Linked DNA regions of Homo sapiens: regions 1 and 2 are each linked to region 3. The links are chromatin loops, found by intact Hi-C in ENCODE. Cell type or tissue: Panc1. All regions are shown on one strand.

Region 1 (8,000 bases), 380 kb before region 3:
GCAAAAGATAGTAACAGGACTAAGGTCATACAGTCAGTAAGTGAATGGTAAGTTGGGCGGCTCCAAAGCCTGTGAACTTTCCATCACATATTTTAAGTAAAAATATTGACATTGCTTAGAAAAACTGTATCATAATGGAAGATTAGTTCTTGGGGCAGGAGAAATAAGCAGATATGAATATTTGACCAATTTCCTATTCATCAAGACAAAGCTGTTTGAAAAACTATAAGTAAAGGAACTTAAATTTTACTAGTTGGAACATGATAGAGGTTTTTTTTTTTTTTCTTTTTTTTTGAGATGGAGTCTTGCTCTGTCACCCAGGCTGGAGTGCAGTGGAGCGATCTGGGCTCACTGCAAGCTCTGCCTTCCGGGTTCACGCCATTCTCCTGCCTTAGCCTCCAGAGTAGCTGGGACTACAGGCACCTACCACGACGCCTGGCTAATTTTTTGTATCTTTAGTAGGGACGGGGTTTCACCGTGTTAGCCGGGATGGTCTCGATCTCCTGACCTTGTGATCCGCCCTCCTTGGCCTCCCGAAGTGCTGGGATTACAGGCGTGAGCCACCGCGTCTGACCAGAGGTTGGTTTTAAATATCCTGGATGGACCAAGATCTAATTTTGGCTCAGGAAAATATAATTTAAGGTAGAATCTTGGGGCTGGTTATGGTGGTTCATGCCTATAATCCCAGCACTTTGGGAGGCTGAGGCAGAAGGATTGCTTGAGCCCAGGAGTTCAAGGCCAGCCTGTGAAATATAGTGAGACACATCTCTACAAAAAACTTAAAAATTAGCCCGGCATGGCGATGTATGCCTGTGATCTCAGCTACTTGTAAGGGCTGAAGCGGGAGAATAGCTTGAGCCCAGGAGGTCAAGGCTACAGTGAGCCGTGATCATGCCACTGCACTTTGGTTTGGGCAACAGAGTGGGACCCTGTCTCAAAAAAAAAAAAAAAGATTCTTGGCCAAGTGCAGTGGCTTATGATTGTAATCTCAACACTTTGGGAGGTCCAGGCAGGAGAATTACATGAGGCCAGGAGTTCGAGGTTGCAGTGAATTGTGATGGTGTCTGAGCCTGGGCAATGAGACTGTCTCTAAAAACAAAACAAAACAAAACAAAAAAACAAAAAACAGAAAAGAAATGTAAATTTTTTCCTTCTCTGTGTGCCAGAATGTTTGTAAAACTATTTCATTTATTAAATTATTTTAGGTTTGTTACAAAAGTTGAATATTTAGAGTGTCACAAAATTATGTAAAATACAGTTAATACTTAAATAATCATAAAAGTATACAGTAAAAGAAAAAATAAATCATAGGTAAACACTGAATATTTTGGGATATTTCTTTTATTTCTTTTTTATTTTTTGAAGACAGGGTCTGGCTCTGTCACCCAGGCTGGAGTGTAGTGGCACCGTCTCAGCTCACTGCAACCTCTGCCTCCTGAGCTCAAGCCATCCTCACAACTCAGCCTCCCAAGTAGCTGGGACTTTAGGCGTGTGCCACCACACCTGGTTAATTTTTGCATTTTTAGTAGAGATGGGGTCTTACCATGTTGCCCAGGCTGATCTTAAACTCCTGGACTCAAGAGATCCTCCCACCTTGGCCTCCCAAGGTGCTGAGATTAGAGGTGTGAGCCACCATGCCCAACCTGGCATATTTCTTTTAAATCTTTTTTCTAACCCTGTGAATGTAGATACATGTATAATTTACTTTATTGGGATTGTACTCTCTAAAAAGGGAGTTTTACATATGAAGTATTTATAAAATTGTTTTTGTTCTTTTTCTAATGACAAATGTGATAATTTTGAGAGCAAAATTAAAGATTATTTGTCAAAAAAGAGGAGTAAAGGGGTAAAGCCTGAGCAAATATAAAAACATACTAATAAAAAAACTATAATAAACACTGTGTTGTTACTGGCTGACAAATATCCATCATAAATTGTAATAAATATGACTCTTTTCCTAGAAAAAGCAAGAGAATTGATGGAAACACAGCTGAAAATAAAACAATGAGGGACAATAACATAAAACTGAATGACTTAGGAGAAGAAAATGATACTACTCTTTTGAGTGCACCTGTTAGAAGATTTGAATGAATGGAGAAAACTCAAGCTTAGCTGGAGGGTGGTAGGCCTGGTGGCTGGGGTAAAGAGGAAGATATCACCATAAAATCATCCAGGCCCCAGCCACATCATAGGCCAACCTCACCATTACAATGCAGGGACCCCCTGCTCCAATAGGCTTGCCAGTATGTGAAGTAGTTCACTGGGAATGAAACAAGTGTGAGGCCCGGCTTGGTGGCTCAAGCCTGTAATCCCAGCACTTTGGGAGGCCGAGGCGGGTGGATCACTTGAGGTCACGAGTTCAAGACCAGCCTGGACAACATGGTGAGACCTCGTCTCTACTAAAAAATACAAAAAGTAGCCGGGTGTGGCACGTGTCTGTAATCCCAGGTACTCAGGAGGCTGAGGCAGGAGAATCACTTGAACATGGGAGGCGGAGGTTGCAGTTAGCCAAGATCATGCCGCTGCACTCCAGCCTGGGTGACAGCGAGACTCCATTTCAAAAAAAAGAAAAATCGTGCAAATGCTTGGCTAATTATTCCAACACCATTAATTGAATAAGTGGGAGGATCACTTGAGGCCAGTAGTTGGAGAGCAACCTGGGCAACATAGCAAGACCCCATCTTTAAAACAATAAAAAATCAAATGCTCGCTCCCCATATATCACCAATGCACCTGATGATATGACGAAGTGCATTTATTGCTTCCCTCACTACGGGAGAACACCACTTCGTGAAGCTTTAGCGGTGCTTCAGACAGGAAAAGAAAGATCAGAATTTATTGAGAAATGAAAAATGGGCTTAAGGCGGTGAGTCTTTCAATGCTGGGATTTGATTGGGATTGGGTAAGAACCACGAGATACCAACATTCTAGGATTGGTGTAAGCAGCAAGAGGAGGATTTTAATGAGAGGCATTCAAAAAATTTTAGAGTGCAAACTGTTGGTGCTGTCCATTGACGAGTTGATGGGCCTTTGCAGAAGATCCTGTAATGCAGAAACTATTCGCCTGCAGAGAACGTCCTGGAAAAGTAATGCGAATGAAGACAGTGGATTAGCAAAGTCCTTTTTATGTAGATGCTACAGTGGGGTTTTTGATTCTCAGTGTCCAGGCCGAGTTTGGGGATAGATGGTTTTAATTCCCATATACATACATTTTTAATGGACAATTCACCTTAGGCACGTGTTTATTTTATGGTGTCAAAATCCTTTCATTTCTCGAAGGTGTTTACTGAGACCTGAGTTAGTTGCTAAACTAGCTGGTTTAAAGCTAAACAAGTAGCTTAAACCTGTCTGCTAAAACCTTCAGGTGGATTATTTCATTTGCTCCTCACAAACACCTGTGAATCCTCACAAACACTTCACCATTATTGTCCCTATTTTATAGAAGAGGAGAATGAGACTCAGAAGTAATAATTAGCTCACAATCTCGGGGCTACAAATACATGTTTTCAGGAGCATCAGCAAAACCCTCTTAATCAAACAAACAAACATAAACTCCAAAACCCTGCCTTATTCTTCTGTTTTTGCACAAGGAGCTGGAATCCAGGTTCAAGATAATTATCTGGCCATTCTGTCTTCTTAGAGGTCCTTTTCCCTTTCGGGGGAAGGGAGGAAAGGGTGGAAGCGGCTTCCACCCACTCCAGTTCGGGCTTGGGTCAGCTCCCTGGGCTTCGCGGAGCACGCCCTGGTGCCACCGGCGGGGCCATTTCCGCCGCGGGGGCCCAGACAGCGCCGCCGGCTCGCGTAGGGTCCAGCGGACCGGCAGGCTCGCCCTCGCGGTGCCAGCTCTGCTCTCTTCTGGTCACCAGGGGGCGCCAGAAGCAATGGTGCATCCCGAAAGGGACGGCGGCCACGTGACAGGGGGGTCACGCGCAGGGTCGTAGGGGACCGCCTGGGGATCCCCGGACGGCTGCGAGGAATGAGCGGTTGGCTCGGGCTGGTTTCCTCCCTCCACCGCCTGCTTGTTTCGCCATGCCCGGGCCGGACGGTGGGGCTGCAGCGGCGAAAGCGACTGAAGTCCGGGAGCAGTCGCATGAGCTTCCCGGTCACCAGGAGGCCCCGGGAACAGACACCTCACCCTGACATTGTGGCAGGTTTGGCCCTTCCCGCAATGCAACAAAGGAGGGACTTTGTCCCAGCCTTTCCCCTAGCCAGGAGAGGTGCTGTTAAATCCCTTTGTGCCTCCCCACCGGCCTTGGAGAGATGAGATTTCCCCTGTAGTACCCCAGGGGACGGGCCGACGGGATGGACTTTGTATCTTTTGGCTGATCTGGCCGGACATCCTTGCCCAATAAGCACTTACCCAGTTGCCCACCCTCCAAAAAAAGGAGAAAATCAAATCAGTAATTTGATCGATCATTTTCATAGATATGCTGTAATAGAACAATTCACCTGGTTGTGAACTGGGCTGGGGAGTTTCAAGACGTGAGTTTGTTAACTGACTAGTTTCTTGCTTGGTGTAGAGGCCTTAGGCACTCTCACACTTAAACCAGCAGAAAGGCCAGGGAGTATCTAGACTACACACTGGGGTCACTCAACTGGAAACACGTTGTACACCTCAAGACATCGTACAATTTCTCAGACTGAGATGCTGGCTGTGATGTCTATGCAGCACAGCCCCAAGTCCCAACTGACAGAAATGTCTCAGAAACTTAATTCACCACGGTCTTTTTTTTTTTTTTTTTGAGACAGAGTCTTGCTCTGTCGCCCAGGCTGGAGTGCAATGGCGCGATCTCGGCTCACTGCAACCTCTGTCTCCTGGGTTCAAGCAATTCTCCCGCCTCAGCCTCCTGAGTAGCTGGGATTACAGGCGCCCGCCACGACACCCGGCTAGTTTTTGTATTTTTTAGTAGATATGGGGTTTCACCATGTTCGCCAGGCTAGTCTTGAACTCCTGACCTCAAGTAATCCGCCCATCTTGGCCTCTCAAAGTGCTGGGATTACAGGCGTGAGCCACATGCCTGGCCTCACCACGGTTTTATTTTTGTTTTTGTTTTTTTTTGTTTTTGTTTTTGTTTTTTCTTGAGACGGTCTCACTCTGTCGCCCAGGCTGGAGTGCAGTGGCACGATCTCGGCTCACTGCAACCTCTGCCTCCTGGGTTCAATCAGTTCTCCTGTCTCCAACTCCCGAGTAGCTGGAATTACAGGCATGCCACCACCATGCCCAGCTAATTTTTGTATTTTTAGTAGAGACGGGGTTTCACCATGTTGGCTAGGCTGGTCTCGAACTCCTGACCACAGGTGATCTACCCGCCTTGGCCTCCCAAAGTGCTGGGATTACAGGCGTGAACCACTACCAGCAGCCTCACCACAGTTCTTAATAGAAGTAGTCTATTTGAGGAAAAACAGTTAATTTATAAAGAAACTGAATAATGTAATAAATTGAGGAATTTTTTCCCAGCCTTGTACTTTTTATACCATCAAATCCACTGACTTTAAGTGTACAGTTTAAAAAATAAATTTAGCCAGGAGCGGTAGTGCACACCTGTAGTCCCAGCTACTTGGGGGCTGAGGTGGGAGGATCACTTGAGCCAGGGAGGTTGAGGCTGCAGTGAGCTGTGATTGTGCCACTGCACTCCAGTCTGGGTGACAGAGCAAGACCCTGTCTCAAAACTAAACAAATAAATAAAAATAAATTTATGGAGTTGTGCAACCATCACCACAATACAGTTTTAGGACATTTTCCCTATCCCCCACGAATTCCCAGAAGCAGTTTGCAGTTAATCTCCTCTCTCATGTTTAGCCCTAGGCAACCATTTGTCTGCTTTCTGTCTGTATATAGTTGCTTTTTCTGGACATTTCACATGAATGGACTCATACAATATGTGGCCTTTTGTGTCTGGGTTCTTTCACTTAACATGATGTTTTCAAGGTTCATCCATTTTGTAACATTATCAATACTCCCTTCCTTTTTCTGGCTAAATAATATTACATTGATGGATATACCATATTTTGTTTTTCCACTCATCAGTTGATAAACATTTGAGTTGTTTCCACTTTTTGGTTGTTATGAATAATTCTGTGAATATTCGTATACAAGTTTTTGTGTGGACATGTTTTGGGTTCTCTTGGGTATATACCTAGGAGTGGAATTGCTGGGTTTTATAAAGTAACTGTATGTTTAACTTTTTAGGAACTTCTGGATTGCTTTCCAAAGTGGCTGCACTGTTTTCTATCCCCACTGGTAAATGTATGAGGATTTCTATTTCTCCACATCCTTACCAATACTTTCTTGTCTGTCTTTTTGATTAGTGTCTCATTGTGATGTTAATTTGCCTAGATTGAGTGACTTTTGGTTGTATTTGGTTTAGCTAGTTTCACTTCATTTAATGAATGCCTTTTTTAGTGTTATAAAAATTAGGAGCTGAAATGAATAATACATAGTCCTTCCTTGCAAGGAGCTCATAGTTCCTTCAGGAAGACAGACAACAAAACAATGACAGTATAGCTTGTTAAGTGCTCTGAAGGGAGTTGAGGACAAGATGCTCTGGGGAGCAGAGAAGAGGAACACTTAACCCTGCTTGAAGGCGGGTGGAGGAAAGTATTAAGGAAACCTTTTACAGAAGAGGAACACTTAACCCTGCTTGAAGGCGGGTGGAGGAAAGTATTAAGGAAACCTTTTCCAGAAGAGGACTTAATGTGCCTCTCGTTTTCTTTTGTTTATTTTAATCAAAATTATACAAGTACATACTGTAGGTTTTTTATTTGTTTTGAAACAGCATCTCGCTCTGTCACCCAGGTTGGAGTACAGTGGCGCGTGCAATCACAGCTCACTGCAGCCTCAACCTTCAAGCAATCTTCTCACCTCAGCCTCCCAAATACCTGGGACTACAGGTGCACACCACCATGGCTGGCTAATTTTTAAATGTTGTGTAGAGACAGGGTTTCACAGCCAGGCGCAGTGGCTCACGCCTGTAATCCCAGCACTTTGGGAGGCTGAGGTGGACAGATCACCTGAGGTCAGGAGCTAGAGACCAGCCTGGCAAACATGGCGAAACCTCATCTCTACTAAAAATACAAAAATTAGCTGGGCGTGGTGGCATGCACCTGTAATCCCAGCTACTCAGGAGGCTGAGGCAGGAGAATCGTTTGAACCCAGGAGGTGGAGGTTGCAATGAGCTGAGATCGCATCACTGCATTCCAGCCTGGGTGACAGAGCAAGACTCCATCTCAAAAAAAAAAAAAAAAAAAGAAAAAGACAAAAAAAAGACAGGGTTTTGCCATGTTGCCCAGGCTGATCTTGAACTCCTAGGCTCAAGCGATCCTCCCATCTCAGCCTCCCAAAGTGCTAGGATTACAGGTATCATACTGTAGTTTTTAAAAATCAAATAGTTCTACAAGATTTGCTTTTTTTAAAAAATGAATCATTTGCTTTCCTTCCCATTCCATGTTGCCCCCAAAAGCAACCACTTTCTATTCTTTTAAGTCTTTGAATATTTACCTGTATATCTTTAAAGAGCATATTTATATTTGAGAAAAAGAAGCCCCAACATAGGCCAATTAATATCCTCACTTGCACTGATTTTTAAATTGGTCAGCCCTATTAAATATTAACACATAGTTAGTTATGAAAGTGACGGTCACAATGCAGCCTACCTTCTGTCCATCTAAATGAAAGAAGACAGGCATGCTCAACAGTTAGCTACTAGAATAACTGAAGTAACACAATACATACTTTTAAAAAATGTGGGCTGGGCGCGGTGGTTCACGCCTGTAATCCCAGCACTTTGGGAGGCCGAGGTGTGTGGATCACCTGAGGTCAGGAGTTGGAGACCAGCCTGGCCAACATAGGCGAAACACCATCTCTACTAAAAATACAAAAAGTAGCCAGGCGTGTGCCTGTAGTCCCAGCTACTTGGGAGGCTGAGGCAGGAGAATCGCTTGAACCTGGGAGGTGGAGGTTGCAGTGAGCTGAGATCACACCACTGCACTCCAGCCTGGGC
Region 2 (8,000 bases), 210 kb before region 3:
TGGTTACCTTAGCCATTGGGGGCCACCTCTGGGGCTGCTATGGAGCAGAACTTTTGGGGTGACAAAGACATTTTGAGATATGCAGTAAGAATGTTTGATATTTGAACCAGTTATCTAATGGCCCAGTGACCTCTTTGTCAATTCTAACAAGAAGCTTCATATTTAACCTAGTTTTAGCTACTCAAGTAGCTTGGTGTTAAGGATCTTGTCAGTTCACTCTCATTCTCTCTCTCTCTCTCTCTCTCTCTCTCTCTCTCTCTCTCTCTCTCTCTCTCTCTCTCTCTCTCACTGTCACTCTCTCTTCCTCCCTCCCTCTCTCTCCCTATTTCTCCCTCTCCTTCTCCCCTCCCTCCTCTCCTCCTCCTTTCCTCTTTGCTCTCATTTGATAGCAAAAGAAAACAATACAAGGATGTAACTGGTGGGAAAAGATAGCTATTTCCAGACAAGCCAAACATTTTATCTGGGCTGACATCAAACTGAAAGCATTTATTATTGCTATTGTTTACTCCATCACTGTAACAATGTAAAATGTTTTTTGTGTGAAAATCTGGCCCTGCTCTGATTTATAAATACCTCTTGGATGTGTTTTCTGAAATCGTTACCTAAAGTGGTAAAAAAATTCTAGTCAAGTTCTCTCTGTCTCTCTCTTTTTCAGAAGGAGGGAGAGAGGAGAGAGGGAGGGAGGAAAATGTGCATATGAGTGTGTGCATCTACATGTAGATGGATGATGTCTATTTGGATGCAGAAATACATGCACACATTTGTTGCCGCATCATAGAGTGAAGAAGAAAGATGGGCTTGAGAGTCAGATCTGACCTGACATCCCAAAGCCCTGCTACTTACCAGCTAGCTGTGTGATCTTAGGCAAGTTATTTTAACCTGTCTGGGTTTAAATTTTCTCAATAGTATAATGAAGCTAATCATAATTACCACCTCTTAATATACAAAGTTAAGTATTGACACACCAAGAAATACAGCCAGAAAAATATATTCCATCTGTTCCAGTCACTTTGGCTGTGCAGAGAAGCAGAGTAGCCCTAAATATAGAAATGAATTGAGTATTGAAAAGTGTAATGTATTCTAAGCATCTGAACCCTGAACTATTTCAAAGGAATAATTATGCAGCATCTGTGGCCGCATTTGTGTTTGCTACCACTCAGTCAGGGGCATTTTAATCACAGCTTTTGCTAAGAGATTGCTGTGTCCTTTTGTGTGTGTTTTATTCATCTGCTCACTAAATGTCAGTATTTATTGCAATTAATTAGCCAGCTATATCTTTGTTATTTTAGATAGATTACATTAGGTTACATTCTTAAATGAACAATAGGCCCAATTGCAAAATTCTCAGGAAAAATGGTTTTGCATATTAGTTGTAGATACAGATTCATCAATCATCTTCATCATTAGTACCATCAAATAATATAAGGCATTCAGATTCACAGGACTAAGTTACCAAGGAAATGAGATATTTTGGTTTGGCTGCTCTGATAATTAGATCACAGCAGTGGTTCCAAATCACACTTTTGAAAAACATTTTAAATTGTGAAATACACACAGTGGAAAAGTGCATAAAATATAAATATGTTCTCTTAACAAAATATTGTAGAGAAGATACTTATGTAACCCCTCTCAGTTCAAGAAGTAAAATATTGCCAGGACCCAAGAAGCTACCCATATGCCTCTTCCCAATCAGGACTATCCTCCCTACCCCAACCACTATCTTGACTTTTATCTTGTTTCTCTTTTTAGCTTTACTACCCGAATATGTGTATCTAGGCGATGCAATCTAGTTTTGCCTATGTAAAAGCTTTATATAAACTGAATTATCCAGAATTTATTATTTCAATCTGGCTTCTTTTACTCAGTATTAGGATTTATCCATGTTATTGCATATAGGTAAAGTTTGTTCACTTTCATTATTGTATAATATCCCATTATATGAATCCACCACAGTCTGTTTATCAGTTCTCTTATGGATGGATGTTTGGATTGTATCTAGTTAGGGGATATCATGGACAACATTGCTATAAACATTGTTTACATCTGCTGGTGCTTATAAGTGTTTGTTCATTTTCTGTTCGCTTCCTTCTCTTTTTCTTACTGACTTCTAGGGTGTCTATGTATGCTCTAGATACAAGTTCTTTGCTAGTCGTATGTGTTGCAGATACCTTCTCCTACTCTGGCTTGCCTTTTTGCCCTCTTAATGACATTTTTTGATGAACTTAAAAGCGCTTCTTCTTGTTTTTTTATTTTTTTTTTATTTTGAGATGGAGTCTCACTCTGTTGCCCAGGCTGGAGTGCAGTGGTGCAATCTCGGCTCACTGCAACCTCCACCTCCTGGGTTCAAGCGATTCTCCTGTCTCAGCCTCCCCAGTAGCTGGGATTACAGGCATGCACCACCACAGTCTGCTAATTTTTATGGGATTTTGCCATGTTGGCCAGGCTGGTCTTGAGCTCCTCACCCCAGATGATCCACCCGCCTCAGCCTCAGAGTGCTGGGGTTACAGGTGTGAGCCACTGCACCCAGCCAAAAGCTCTTCATTTTAATACAGTCAAAATTATCAATCTTTTCATTTATAGACAGGGTCAGAATTCATTTTTTTTACCTTCAGGTCATAAAGATATTCTCCTATTTTATCTTTATTTTCTTTTATTTGACTAATTAATTTATTTGAGACATGGGGTGTCAAACTCCTGGTCTCAAGCAATCCTCTTGCCTCAGCACCCCCGCCTCAAGTAGCTGGGATTAGAGGTGCCAGCCACTGTGCCTGGCTATTTCATCTTATGAACGTTTTATTGTTCTGCTTTTCACATTTATTTTTACAGCCCACATGGAATTGATTTTTGCGAATGATATGAGAGATGATCCAATTTCATTTCCCCCTATAGATAGCCAACTCTCCTAATACCATTTATTGAGAATGCTATTTATGTATTGAAAATCTTTCCCCCATCTGCTTTGAAGTGGCACATTTGTCATAAATCAAGAATCCACGTCTGGATCTGTTTCTGGGCTTTCTGTTCTGTTCCCCGAGTCTATTTGTCCTTGTGCTAGTCATATACTGTTTTAATCACTGCAGCTTTATATGTTCTGTAATCTGGTAGAGTGAGTCCTCCCACATCGTTGCTCTTCAGATGTATCTTGGCTCTTGGCCCTTTGCTTTTCCTTATAAAGTTTAGAAATCAACTTGTCAAGTTCTACAAAAATAAACAAATGAAATAACCCATTGAGGTTTTTTATTGGGACTTAGTTGTTTAATTTCTTTCAATGAGGTGTTTGTAGCTTTTTCCAATAGAGGTCTCCTACAACTGTTGTTAGATTTCTTCCTGGACACTTGATTTTTAAAAGGAGTTGCAAATGTTATCTTTAAGATGATGACATTTCTAATGTCTATTGCTGGTATATAGAACTATAATTGTGTGTGCACGTGTGTGTGTATTTATCTAGTAACTTTGTTAATTCCATTCTTATTCTAATAATCATTTGTAGATTCTTTTAGATTTTTCTAAGTTCACCATCATATCATTTGTGAATAATGACAGATTTGTTTTTTTCCTCTCCAGTTCTCATTTTTTTTCTTGCCTTAGTGCACTGAGACCTCCATAGTAAATAGTTTTTCTTTTTTAAATAACTTTGCTTTTTGGCCAATTTGATAACTAAAATTTATTAGTTTTAATTAATTTGTTAAACAAATTAACTACTTTTTAAACAGAATCATAAAATTCAAAAAGTACCAAAAAGTTGAATACATGAAAAGTCTCTCTCCTCCTCCAGACCTCCATTGGCTTGTTAAAAATATCCCATTTCTGCTGGTCTCCTTGACCTGCTGAATCTGGAACTTTAGCCAGTGGAGCTTCACAATGTATGGGTTTTTTTGCTCCACACGTAACTGATATTTGAAGACCAATACAGTAAGTTTGCCTATGCAGAGATTAATGGGATTGTGTAACACAGTGATCCTCAATCTTGGCTGTACATTAAAACCACTGGGAGGCTTAAAAAAAATTTCTGATGCCTGTCCTGTACACTGGGCCTACTGATCTGAATCTCTGTAGGTGCTGTAGTGGGCATCTAGAGTTTTCATAGGCTCCCCAGGTGACTGGGGGAGGCAGGAAGGAGGGCTTACAAAGGGGCATGAGGAAACATTTGGGAGGGATGGGTATGTTTCCTATCTTGATTGTGGCGATGGTTTCATAAGTGTGTACATATGTCAGAACTTATCAAATTGTACACTTTACGTCTGTTCCATTTATTTTATGTCAATTTTGCATCAGTAAAGCTGTTTAAAGATAAAGCTGTTCAGGTGATTCTGATGCACAGCAATGGTTGAGAATTATTGTTGTAATAGAAAAGGCACATGACTGAAGTGGAAGTTGGATAGACTTTCATCTGTCAACAGTTGGCTGTGCGCACTTAGACAAGTAACTTCAACCCCTGTGGACCTCAGGTTCATTCTAGTTAGTGGGTTCAGTTTCTTCTCAAGTACTTTTCAGCTGGCATGTTGCTTCTTCTACTCAGTCTGGCAGTGCTGGCCAGGCTGCTGGTGCACCTCCTGGCCACACGAGGGAGCCGTGCAGCTGGCAGCCTCTGACTCTCCACTGAACACTCTTGTGAGGTGAAAATAGGCTGGTCAGGCAGGGGTCTTTCCCTTCTTCCTGTGCTGCTCCTCTTGGTGAGTGCAAGCCCCACTCCTCAACGGTCATCTTCAGCTACCCTCACTCACTGATCTCGCTGCAGGTGAGCCTTTTTTTAAGCAAAGCAAATCCATTAATTTCTGAAGGTACAGAACAAATTTATAAAAGGATTCCCACATTGCTTTGAAAATATCCTGTTCTCCCCAAGCAATTAAAATAGTACCAAATTGAAGTATATGTATGTATATATATGTATGTACACATGTAAATGTATGTATATATGTGTGTATATGCATCAATATAGATCCATATCTAGTCTATATCAGTAAGCACACTAACAATACTATTCTCCTGCCCCTATGAAAATTATCTATATAAAAGGCAGTTATGTTTGTTAGAGGTACAATTTTGATATCCTTCAGGCATTAACATTGCTTAGACGAAAAGAGGAATCAAGGTTAGCAAACGGTTTTTTTCCATGGTAATATGATGTAAAGTGCTTAAATGGGTAAATGTGTAAGAGAGAGAATGTGTGTGCGTGTGTGTGTGTTTGTGTGTGTGTGTTTACATATACTCAGGTGAACAGGTTGGCTAAATATTTTCGGAATGGAATTTATCCAGACACTCTGTGCATTAATCTCTATTTTTCTTGGACCAGACAGGGCAAAAAATCTGAATTCCCCAGAAGAGATAGACTAGAATTGATGTTACAAAATGATCTAGCTATGCCCTAAACTTTAATAAATGTATTTTAATCCAGCTCAAAAATGAAAGGCAAATGTTTATCTGAAGTATAACAATAGCGACTTTTTAAAAAGAACTCCTCCCCCACCCTAAAATATTCTAAATAATGCTTTAAAAACTTAGCTTTGAGTCACTCTTTTATTTTTGGTCTTATTGCAGTTTTCTTCCATTTTGATTCCTAAATTTCAGATTATTCTATGAGCCAGTCACAACACCTTGCGGGCATACTTTTTGCTTAAAATGCCTAGAAAGATGCCTAGATCACAACGCAAAGTGTCCATTGTGCAAAGACGGTCTTTCACAGGTAAATCAATATTTCTTTCTTGTTTGGTTTAAATCAGTATTTCTTTCTTGTTTTGTTTAGTTTATTTGGAATTGGGCACTAAGACAGTGTTCAACTGGACCCCCAGCCACGGCACTGTGGTAGGGCACATTACTCCCTCAAACCATCTATTTCTCCTGTCTTCTTTTTTTTTTTTTTTTTTTTTGACTGAGTCTCCACTCTCCCACCCAGGCTGGAGTGCAGTGGCGTGATCGCGGGTCACTGCAACCTCCGCCTCCTGGGTTCCAGCAGTTCTCCTGCCTCAGCCTCCCAAGTAGCTGGGATTACAGGCGCATGCCACCACGCTCGGCTAATTTTTGTTTTGTTTTGTTTTGTTTTGTTTTGTTTTGTTGAGACGGAGTCTCGCTCTGTCGCCCAGGCTGGAGGGCAGTGACGTGATCTCCACTCACTGCAAGCTCCGCCTCCCGGGTTCATGCCATTCTCCTGCCTCAGCCTCCCCGAGTAGCTGGGACTACAGGCGCCCGCCACCACGCCTGGCTAATTTTTTGTATTTTTAGTAGAGACGGGGTTTCACCGTGTTAACCAGGATGATCTGGATCTCCTGACCTCATGATCCACCCGCCTCGGCCTCCCAAAGTGCTGGGATTACAGGCGTGAGCCACCACGCCCGGCCTAATTTTTGTATTTTTAGTAGAAATGGGGTTTCACCATATTGGTCAGGCTGGTCTCGAACTCCTGACCTCAGGTGATCCACCCACCTCAGCCTCCCAAAGTGCTGGGATTACAGGCATGAGCCACCACGCCCAGCCTATTTCTCCTGTCTTATAGCCACTGTCCCCCTCTCCATAAAGTCCTTCAGGAAAATGAGGCAACATGCAGCTTTTTATGCAGTGTAAGTAGGGAAATTAATTTGTGTTGGAAACGAAAGTATTAAATAGATGATAAACTTGGATCCTGGTTCTAATGTCATCGTGGCACCTGATACACTGTAATCTTGAGTAAATCTTTTGTCCCCTCTAGGATTGGACTAGGTAAGCCCTGATGTTCCCTTATCATCAGTGTTTATTCTGTGGCTTGAAGATAACAGCTCCAAAGGCCCCAGAAGAACCTCACAGAACTTCAGTGTGATCCTTGTCCAACCCATCAGGAGCCACTGTACCTGGAAGCCCTAGAGCTTTTGCAGACCGCAGCCCTCTAGGACTTCCAGGTTCTCTAAAACTAATCACACAAACTCCCACCTTTGTTTTTCAAGTGAACCTGAAGGAATTTCCTACAGATAAAGAAGACCTGAGAATCTATCTTGTTTTCCCTCCCTCAGGGACTTATCTGCCACATTTTACAATCGGTGTTAATGTTCCTTGACCCCTGTCATTCCTGAGGAGAGGTTGGAGATGCAAGGCTATCTCTAGGTGACTACAGGTCAAGAGAAGTCACATGTTGAGCTTTACCATCACCCCAGTATTTAAATTAAGGGAATGGAGTGAAATCATCATCACTGGTAGCCCTGAGGGTATGCGTTGGGATTGGGAGGAGGGTCAATGTCATACCTTTCCCTGGATAAAGTTGTAGGATTTGCAGGCCTGATTGTAGGTGAGAAGTCCTTGATCCTTATACTGAAATAATACATCTGTGTTGTTGTAGCACTGGAAAATTCAGATTAAGTGGAAAGAAGAAAAATCTACCCATATGCTCAGTACCTAGAGAAAACCACTGTTAGTTAACATTTTAGTATGTGCCTTTTCTGGCTTTTTGTTTTAGTATCAGCAGAGGAGTCACCTACTTTTTAGACTGACTACCTCCTCAGTCAATGCTTATCCCCCACAACTGGGACTGGGAAATGCAGTTGATTTTCCCATAGCCAGGCAATGGCAGTGACAGTGGCAGATAAGGCATCCTGGAGACAGATGCTATAGAGTTCAGGACTTGGGGTCTAGAAGATATTCTCATCTATCTCTGTTTATTCACATAGGGTCACACTTGCACCATTTTACATAGAATTAAATATTCCAATCATTTTCACTGCAGAATAGAGACACAGCCCATACTGAGAAAGGAACAAAATTGTTTGAAGCCAACAGTTTTATACTCAGGCGCTCCCCCTGCTGGGACTGTAGGGGTAGTTTCCATAGCAAGCAATTCTCTGCAGATGTTTTAACATCAGTTGTTTGATTCACACCGTTAAATACCCACTACCTAAACATCCCTGGGTATGCATCGGACAGGGGTGTTTGGGAGGAGAGTAACAGTGACAATTGAGCCTGAGTCCAGTTCTTGAAATCATGACTTTTAATCTCAGTGATACCTAGATGGTATATTAGAAAGGCAAATAGACAAATCA
Region 3 (8,000 bases):
TGCCTTAGAAAAAAATTTGCCAGAGGGGAAAGCGATAGCAGGAGGCCACTGGAAAGAGAAAATAGTGCCCCGAGATAATCAAAAGCATATAAAGGGGAAGGGGAAGACAAACCTTACTTATCTCCAGGGTTGTGATGGTCCAGAACCTGAACCTCAAACTTTCTATAGTTTGTTTCATCACAAAATGACTCTTCTTTATTAAAAGTGCAGGCAAGGAATACGGGTGTTAAGGAGGTTTTTAATCACTGAATAAATCTGTTACCTGTTTATAGGTCTGATGAGTGTTTGAAATTTGTTTATCTTGATTATCTAATTTATTATCTATGGTTTCCTGTGTCATTAAAAAAATCTTTGTAAACATCGTTTCTGATGGCTGCATGACATTCTATCATATGGTTGTCCCATAATGTAACTATTCTCTTAATGGTTCTCCTCTAGTTATTCACAAGGCTGACATGAATAATATCTTTGTACCACAATCTTTATCTGTACTACCACTATTTCCTTAAGAAAAATTGCTAGACATGACATTTTTAGTACAAAAGACCCAAAATTTCTTAAGGTTCTTTCATCTTGCCAAACTGCCACCCAGAAAGGCCAGAGCAATTTTTCCTCCTCACCAGTACATGAAAGAGCTTTATAATGTTGAGGGTCATGATTTTTAAAACATCTTTGCTGCCAGGCACAGAAAGACAAATACCACATGTTCTGACTTATGTGTGGAATCTAAAACAATCTAACTCATAAGAGGCAAGAATAGAATGGTGGTTACCAGAGGCTGGGGGTGGCGGTGGGGGTTGAGAATGGGGAGATGTTTGTCAAAAGATACAAAGTTGCAGTTATGTAACTGACCTAAGGCTTCTTCCTGCCCAGTGCAAAAACAAAATAAATTCAAGACATTACAGTAAAGAAAGAGTTTAATTGACCAGAGGCGGAAGTGTTGGAGGTTAGGGGTTTTTCAAAGATAATTTCGTGGGCAGGGGGCTAGGGATGGGGAGTGCAGTTTAGTTGGATCAGAGATTAAATCATAGGGAGTCGAAGCTGTCTTCTTGCCCTGAGTTGCTTCTGGGTAGGACCACAGGAGTGGTTGACAGGTCCAGGTGGAACTATCGGTGGCAGACATGCAACGAACCTGAAAAAGTATTTCAAAAGGCCAATCTTAAGTTCTGCAATAGGGATGTCATCTGCAGCAGTAATTGGGAAAGTTGCATATCTTGTGACCCCGGGAATAATGGTGGGTAATTGTTTACGTCTGCACCTTAGCAGAATTCAGGCTCCTCTTATCCTCTTAGCCTGGTGGTCTGTCCTTAGCTTTACAAAGGCTATGAGTTATGGTGAAAAACTATTATCATTTAAGCTATAAACTAAATGCCTCCCAAAGTTAGCTTGGCTTAAGCCTGGGATTAATTAAAAGCAGCTTGAAGGCTAAAGGCAAAAGGGAGGTTGGCCAGATCAGATCTCCAGTCCCCCACCACGTTGCCATAATTTTCTCACTGATATATTTTTTGCAAAGGAGGTTTCAGTTGGGAGAAATAAATGGTAACTTATTTCAGTAAATGATGTGATTGTTTTTTCCCAGATTGCAAATCATCCCTGTACCACTTATTGAATAATCCTTCCCTTTCCCATTGAATTGTGATCTTTCCTTTACCTTATAAATTCATATATATGTATGTATACACTTGTACATATACACACATATTTTTGCTTTATTTTGTTTGTAGGCTCTCTATCTGACCCATTGATCTGCCTCTTCTTGCAGCACTATCACTGCTTTAAATGTTGCAGTTTTATAATACATTTTGATAGCATTACTCCTCTGCCTCAAACTTTTCTTAGCTATTTAACTTAGTTCACATTTCCAGACAAATATTACAATCATTTTGTTAGGAGGGCCGGTTCCTGCCCAGAGCCTACCTAAGTTACATGTTTTGGGTGCTGCCTAATTCATCTACTTTGATCATGAGACATACTCATCCTCATAATGAGAAATGCAAAAGCCCAAATAAGCCAGGCTCTAATTCTACCTTTGGCTTTCACACCGTCTTTGGCTCCTAAAGGGAAGTATCAAAAGAGGGAAAATATTTTGTCCACACTGAAGAGCTGAAATGAAAAGGAATCATTTACCATGCCAATCGTATTTTTTTTATTTTATCACAGAACAATTGGAATGTAAATCAATCATTTTCAAAGTATATCTTTCCCTCTGCCTGAAGTGGAATTACTCTCTAAAGTGACAAACATTAGTATCTTATCTATGTATTTATTTTTGTTTCATTACTAACATCATGGAATTACATTTACAAATGCTCTCAGCTTTGTCTCTGTGTCTATGGAAACATGAATTACTTAGCCTTTTGGAGCCTCAGTTCGCTCATATGGAAAATGACAATAATGACTCCATTGTGCAAAATGCCTGGCTCACTGTTGACCATCAGTAAATGTTGGCTATATTATATAATTATGACAGGTAGTAGAGCATTTTGGTTCAGAGTACAGCCTCTGGAGCCAGGCTTCTTTGGTTCAAATCTTATCTTCATCAGTAAATGATTTTCTGATCTTGGATAAGTTAGCTAAACTGAATGTGCCTTGATTTCTTCTTCTGTAAAATGTGTTAATAAAATTACTTGCTTTATTGGTTGTAAGAAATGAGTTCACTCTGTCAATGAAGAGTCAAACTGTAAAATATTTGAAGAGATGTATTCTGAGCCAAATATGAGTGGCCAATGGCCCATGACACAAGCCCCAGGAGATCCTGAGAACATGTGCCCAAGGTGGTTGGGCTACAGCTTGGTTTTATACATTTTAAGGAGACATATCAATTAATACAGGTAAGATGTACATTGGTTCTATCTGGAAAAGTGGAGACATCTGGAAGCAGGGGCAGAGGTGAGGGGGTTGCTTCTAAGTCATAGACGGATTCAAAGATTTTCTGATTGCCAATTGGTTGAAAGAGTTATTATCTAAAGACTTGAACTCAATGGAAAGGAATGTCTAGGTTACTATAAGGGATTGTGGAGACCAAGGTTTTGTCATGTAGATGGAGCCTCCAGGTAGCAGGCTTCAGAGAGAATAGATTGTAAATGTTTCTTATCAAACTTAAAGAGTCTGTTCTATCAGTCTTCTTTTTTTTTTTTTTTTTTTGACAGAGTTTCGCTCTTGTCTCCCAGGCTGGAGTGCAGTGGCACAATCTTTTGGCTCACTGAAACCTCCGCCTCCCGGGTTCAAGTGATTCTCCTGCCTCAGCCTCCCAAGTAGCTGGGATTACAGGCATGCTCCACCATACCCAGCTAATTTTTTGTATTTAGTAGAGATGAGATTTCACCATGTTGGTCAGGCTGGTCTCGAACTCCTGACCTCAGGTGATCCACCTGCCTTGGCCTCCCAAAGTGCTGGGATTACAGGCGTGAGCCACTGCGCCTGGCCTCTAACAGTCTTAATGTCTCTGTATTGATATTAATGCTGGTCAGCTGTGCCTGAATTCCAAAATGGAGAAGGTTATAATGAAGCATGTCTGACATCCACTTCCCATCATGGCCTGAACTAGTTTTTCAAGTTGGCTTTGGAATTCACTTAGCCGAGGGGAGAGTCCATCAGTTCGTTGGGGGGTTAGAATTTTATTTTTGGTTTACAACTCTATCAAACATGTAGAACAGTTTCTGGCATATATGAGGCACTCAATTAATTTTAGCTATTCTTGTTGACAGTATCCTTGGTGATAGTGTTATTGGCGATCTTAATCCTTATTATTTGGGCAACGACACAATCAAGAACATATTACCTCATAGCACCATCTAGTGCTTATTTTGGAAAATGCCAAATCCCTTTCCCTTGAACAACAGTCATTTGGTGAGGAGAATTTTTAAAATTCCAATTTTAGGAATACAAAAGGAGTTTGGAAATATCATGATTTCAAATTTTCTCCAGCCTATCTGGGCTTTTATTTATAAATGTCAGGGATCTTGGTTGCAAAAGACAGAAACTGACTCTGGCTGAATTTAGCAAATTATTGGGCATTTCACAGAATCAACAGAAAGGCAGGTAAACCAGGATAAAGAAATGATCAGGAATCATGGGAGGACCTCAGTCAAGATTTGCCATAGGACCAGCTTGGTTGGTATGTCACTACTGGCAACAACCACCTTCACTGCCTCTACACACCACCACCACAAAACACTGCTACATCTGGACTCTACTGATCTGACATTCTGGTCTGCTAGATGCAGTTTCTATGAATGAATTCAAAATGGCCACTTTTTGTATAAACCTCTCAAGATCCAAAGTCTTCAGTAAGAGCCTGGGTCCCCTATGGACTCCCTGACCACTCAGGGCTTGTGGAGAGGGAATATGTGCTTCCCTTAGTTTCCACAGTAAGAGGCCTCAGCCTTGTTTTCCAGGCTCACAATGGAGGAATACCTCAAAAAAGAAGAGAGTTTGGACATCCACATCAAGTAGGGTTACTGGATAAAATACAGGAGACACAGTTAAGTTGGAATTTCAGAAAAACAATGAACACATTTTTAGTATGAGCATGCCAATATTACATGCAGCATACTTATAGCAAAAACTTGAAAAGATGAAAATGCCCGGTTTAAGTGTGGAGGGTACAGTGAGACGAGTACTCTTGCATATTACTGGTTGGTATGCCCATTAATATACTCAAGTGGATTAAAAATATTCACAACTGCTGACCCTCAAATACTGTTTTTAGGAATCTTCATAGCCTATGACCCAAGAGCTGAATTTTAAGGAGTGTATCCTAAGAAAATGATCAGAAATAGGCAAAATAATTTGTATGCAGAGTGCTCATTGCAGTTACTGTTCATAAAGAAAAATTGGAAATAAATCTAAATATGCAAGATAAGAGAATGGCCAAATAAATTGTGGCAAATACATATGATAGCATCTTATACAGTCATTAAAAATATGTTCATGAAGAATTCTAGATACGTGGAAAACTGACAAAGAAATGTTCAGAGATAAGAGCAGGGCAGATAATAGCATATACAACTCACTAACTGTAATCTTAGGCTACTTAACCTCTCTCTACCTCAGTTTACTCCTCCGTAAAATGGCATAATAATAGTAATAAGAATGGAACTTGGAATAGTGCTTTGCACATACCAAGTGTTATGTGTTGGCTGGAGTGTGTGTGTGTATATGCAAGTTTGAGGAGGGGGCAGAGGAGACAGAGATGGCAGTCAAGGGACTTTTGCAATAATTGCAGCAACCTAAGTCAGTGTTTCCATGTCTCAGTCTCTAGTTTCATGGTTGCTGAGAGTCAGTTTATGGTGGCAGTGGTAGTGGCTCAGCTTCCCTGGGCTGCAGGTATGGTGTTCTATTCTTTTGTTTTGTTTTGTTTTAATTCATCATTGTCTTTATTTTATAGTAGGAAAACTAAGGCATTTCATGAAAAATGAAGTCAATTGTACAATGCATAATACAGTCAAAGATCTTGACACAGAATTGGTGTCTTAACTATCATTTCTCACCTTTAATCAATAAACATTCCTCTTTAAAGACAATGAAAAATTACTTATGTTAAATATAGAAAAAATAAACATCATTAATTAAACACTACATCTGTAACCTCTTTACATTCATTAACACTCAGGAGTAAAAACAATAATGATTTTTGCTATGGCTTCGTGTTTCTTTAAAACATTAACTAAAATAGATTTCTAATTTGGGAAACATAACTAATGCTATTTGGTTTTTAAAAGAATTGTATCTTAATCATCAAGCTAAAGACATAGCAAGAAAACAATGACATGGTCACTTGAAGGGTGTCTCAGTCTAATTTTCACCATCTAATAAGACACCCTTAAAGTAATTCCAACAGAAAGTCTAAGAAATTCATCGATCAACTTCCTAAGCACATCAGGGAAGGTGCTAAAACAGTGGACATCAAGAACAACAGCAGCAGAACATCTTATTTAAACTTTTGAGATAATAAAACAATACAGAAGTGGGAACCCTTGTGAAATTTTTTTTCTTGTTTTGGTTAACAAGATCATTAATACTTTACAAACCTCATACATGTGGCACACTGTAAGGTTTAAAGAATAAAATAAGGGCCTTTCTGCCCATGGACGCCGCCGAAGAAGCATCGTTAAAGTCTCTCTTCTCCCTTCCGTCATGTCTAAGTCAAAGTCTCCTAAAGAGCCTGAACAGCAGAGGAAGCTCTTCATCGGAGGGTTGAGCTTTGAAACAACCGATGAGAGCCTGAGGAGCCATTGTGAGCAATGGGGAATGCTCACGGACTGTGTGGTAATGAGAGATCCAAACTTCAAGCACTCCAGGGGTTGTGGGTTTGTCACATATGCCACTGTGGAGGAGGTGGATGCAGCCATGAATGCAAGGCCACACAAGGTGGATGGAAGAGTTGTGGAACCAAAGAGAGCTGTCTCAAGAGAAGATTCTCAAAGACCAGGTGCCCACTTAACTGTGAAAAAGATATTTGTTGGTGGCATTAAAGAAGATACTGAAGAACATCACTTAAGAGATTATTTTGAACAGTGAAAAATTGAAGTGACTGAAATCATGACTGACCAAGGCAGTGGCAAGAAAAGGGGCTTTGCCTTTGTAACCTTTGACGACCATGACTCTGTGGATAAGCTTGTCATTCAGAAATACCATACTGTGAATGGCCACAACTGTGAGGTTAGGAAAGCCCTGTCAAAGCAAGAGATGGCGACTGGCTTCATCCAGCCAAAGAGGACAAAGTGGTTCTGGAAACTTTGGTGGTGGTCTTGGACGTGGTTTCAGTGGGAATGACAACTTTGGTCATAGAAGAAACTTCAGTGATCGTGGTGGTTTTGGTGGCGGCTGTGGTGGTGGTGGTGGATATGGTGGCGTGGGGATGGCTATAATGGATTTGGTAATGATGGAAGCAATTTTGCAGGTGGTGGAAGCTACAGTGATTTTGGCAATTACAACAATCAGTCTTCAAATTTTGGACCCATGAAGGGAGGAAATTTTGGAGGCAGAAGCTCTGGCCCCTATGATGGTGGAGGCCAATACTTTGCCAAACCATGAAACCAAGGTGGCTATGGCGGTTCCAGTAGCAGCAGTAGCTGTGGCAGTGGCAGAAGATTTAAATTAGGAAACAAAGCTTAGCAGGAGAGGAGAGCCAGAGAAGTGCCAGGGAAGCTACAGGTTACAACAGATTTGTGAACTCAGCCAAGCACAGTGGTGGCAGGGCCTAGCTGCTACAATGAAGACATGTTTTAGACAAATACTCATGTATATGGGCAAAAAACTCGAGAACTGTATTTGCGACTAATTGTATAACAGGTTATTTTAGTTTCTGTTCTGCGGAAAGTATAAAGCATTCTAACAAAGGGTTTTAAATGTAGATTTTTTTTTGCACCCATGCTGTTGATTGCTAAATATAACAGTCTGATCGTGATGCTGAATAAAGGTCTTTTTCTAAAAAAATAAATAAATAAAATAAGCAAGAGAGCTCCCTGAAATTAGAAACACTGCATTATAATAAACCCCCCCCCTTTTTTTTGAGATGGAATCTCCCTCTGTCGCCCAGGCTGGAGTGCAGTGGTGCAATTTCGGCTTATTGCAACCTCCGTCTCGCGGATTCAAGCGATTCTCCCGCCTCAGCCTCCCTAGTAGCTGGGATTACAGGCGTGTGCCATGACGCCCGGCTAATTTCTGTATTTTTAGTAGAGACGGGGTTTCACCATGTTGGCCAGGGTGGTCTCGAACTCTTGATCTCAAGTGATCCACCCGCCTCGGCCTCCCAAAGTACTAGGATTACAGGCGTGAGCCACCGCACCCAGCCGTATAACTTTTATAGGCACACACTTCCTTAAGTTTCAAGCAAGTTGAAATTCAACCCTTATTATTCACAAGGACTTCAAATAGACCAGTTTACAAACAAGCATGAGCACCCTACAAACGGCTCTTACTACGGAGTTCTTAGGATAAACGTGTTTATACTTTGAACAGTCACGTGAGTATCATAAAGATGGCGATTGTATATC

What was found. Hi-C counts contacts between places; a loop is a spot of excess contacts. Peaks named below come from ENCODE experiments on the same cell type or tissue, not always from the same donor. Only the 100,000 strongest peaks of a DNase experiment are listed, where the experiment ranks them.
Region 1: it touches region 3 in a loop (4-fold over the local background); 21 of 110 quality-filtered maps call a loop at or near these places.
Region 2: it touches region 3 in a loop (3-fold over the local background); 6 of 110 quality-filtered maps call a loop at or near these places.

The regions. Positions count from the first base shown.
Region 1 is chrX:118,835,625-118,843,624 of GRCh38, forward strand. LINC01285 (long intergenic non-protein coding RNA 1285) reads left to right here and starts at 3,932. Exons shown (of 7, transcript NR_110393.1): 1 at 3,932-4,151; 2 at 6,191-6,241. RefSeq lists a silencer at 3,730-3,799. In Panc1, CTCF peaks have their summits at 3,855 (motif pointing right) and 4,152 (motif pointing right); a DNase peak (open chromatin) is centred at 3,857; H3K4me3 peaks cover 1,173 bases; H3K27ac peaks cover 954 bases.
Region 2 is chrX:119,000,553-119,008,552 of GRCh38, forward strand. It overlaps LONRF3 (LON peptidase N-terminal domain and ring finger 3), which reads left to right. Exons shown (of 11, transcript NM_001031855.3): 6 at 5,569-5,683. Among named protein-coding and RNA genes, the nearest start is that of LONRF3, 30 kb to the left of the region's middle. In Panc1, CTCF peaks have their summits at 4,559 (motif pointing right), 4,834, 7,774 (motif pointing left) and 7,996; DNase peaks (open chromatin) are centred at 4,539 and 7,779; H3K27ac peaks cover 1,004 bases.
Region 3 is chrX:119,214,644-119,222,643 of GRCh38, forward strand. It overlaps the pseudogene NUDT19P1, the pseudogene HNRNPA1P28 and the pseudogene NUDT19P6. Among named protein-coding and RNA genes, the nearest start is that of PGRMC1, 18 kb to the right of the region's middle. In Panc1, CTCF peaks have their summits at 3,803 (motif pointing left) and 4,011; no DNase peak of the experiment used is centred here; H3K27me3 peaks cover 1,479 bases.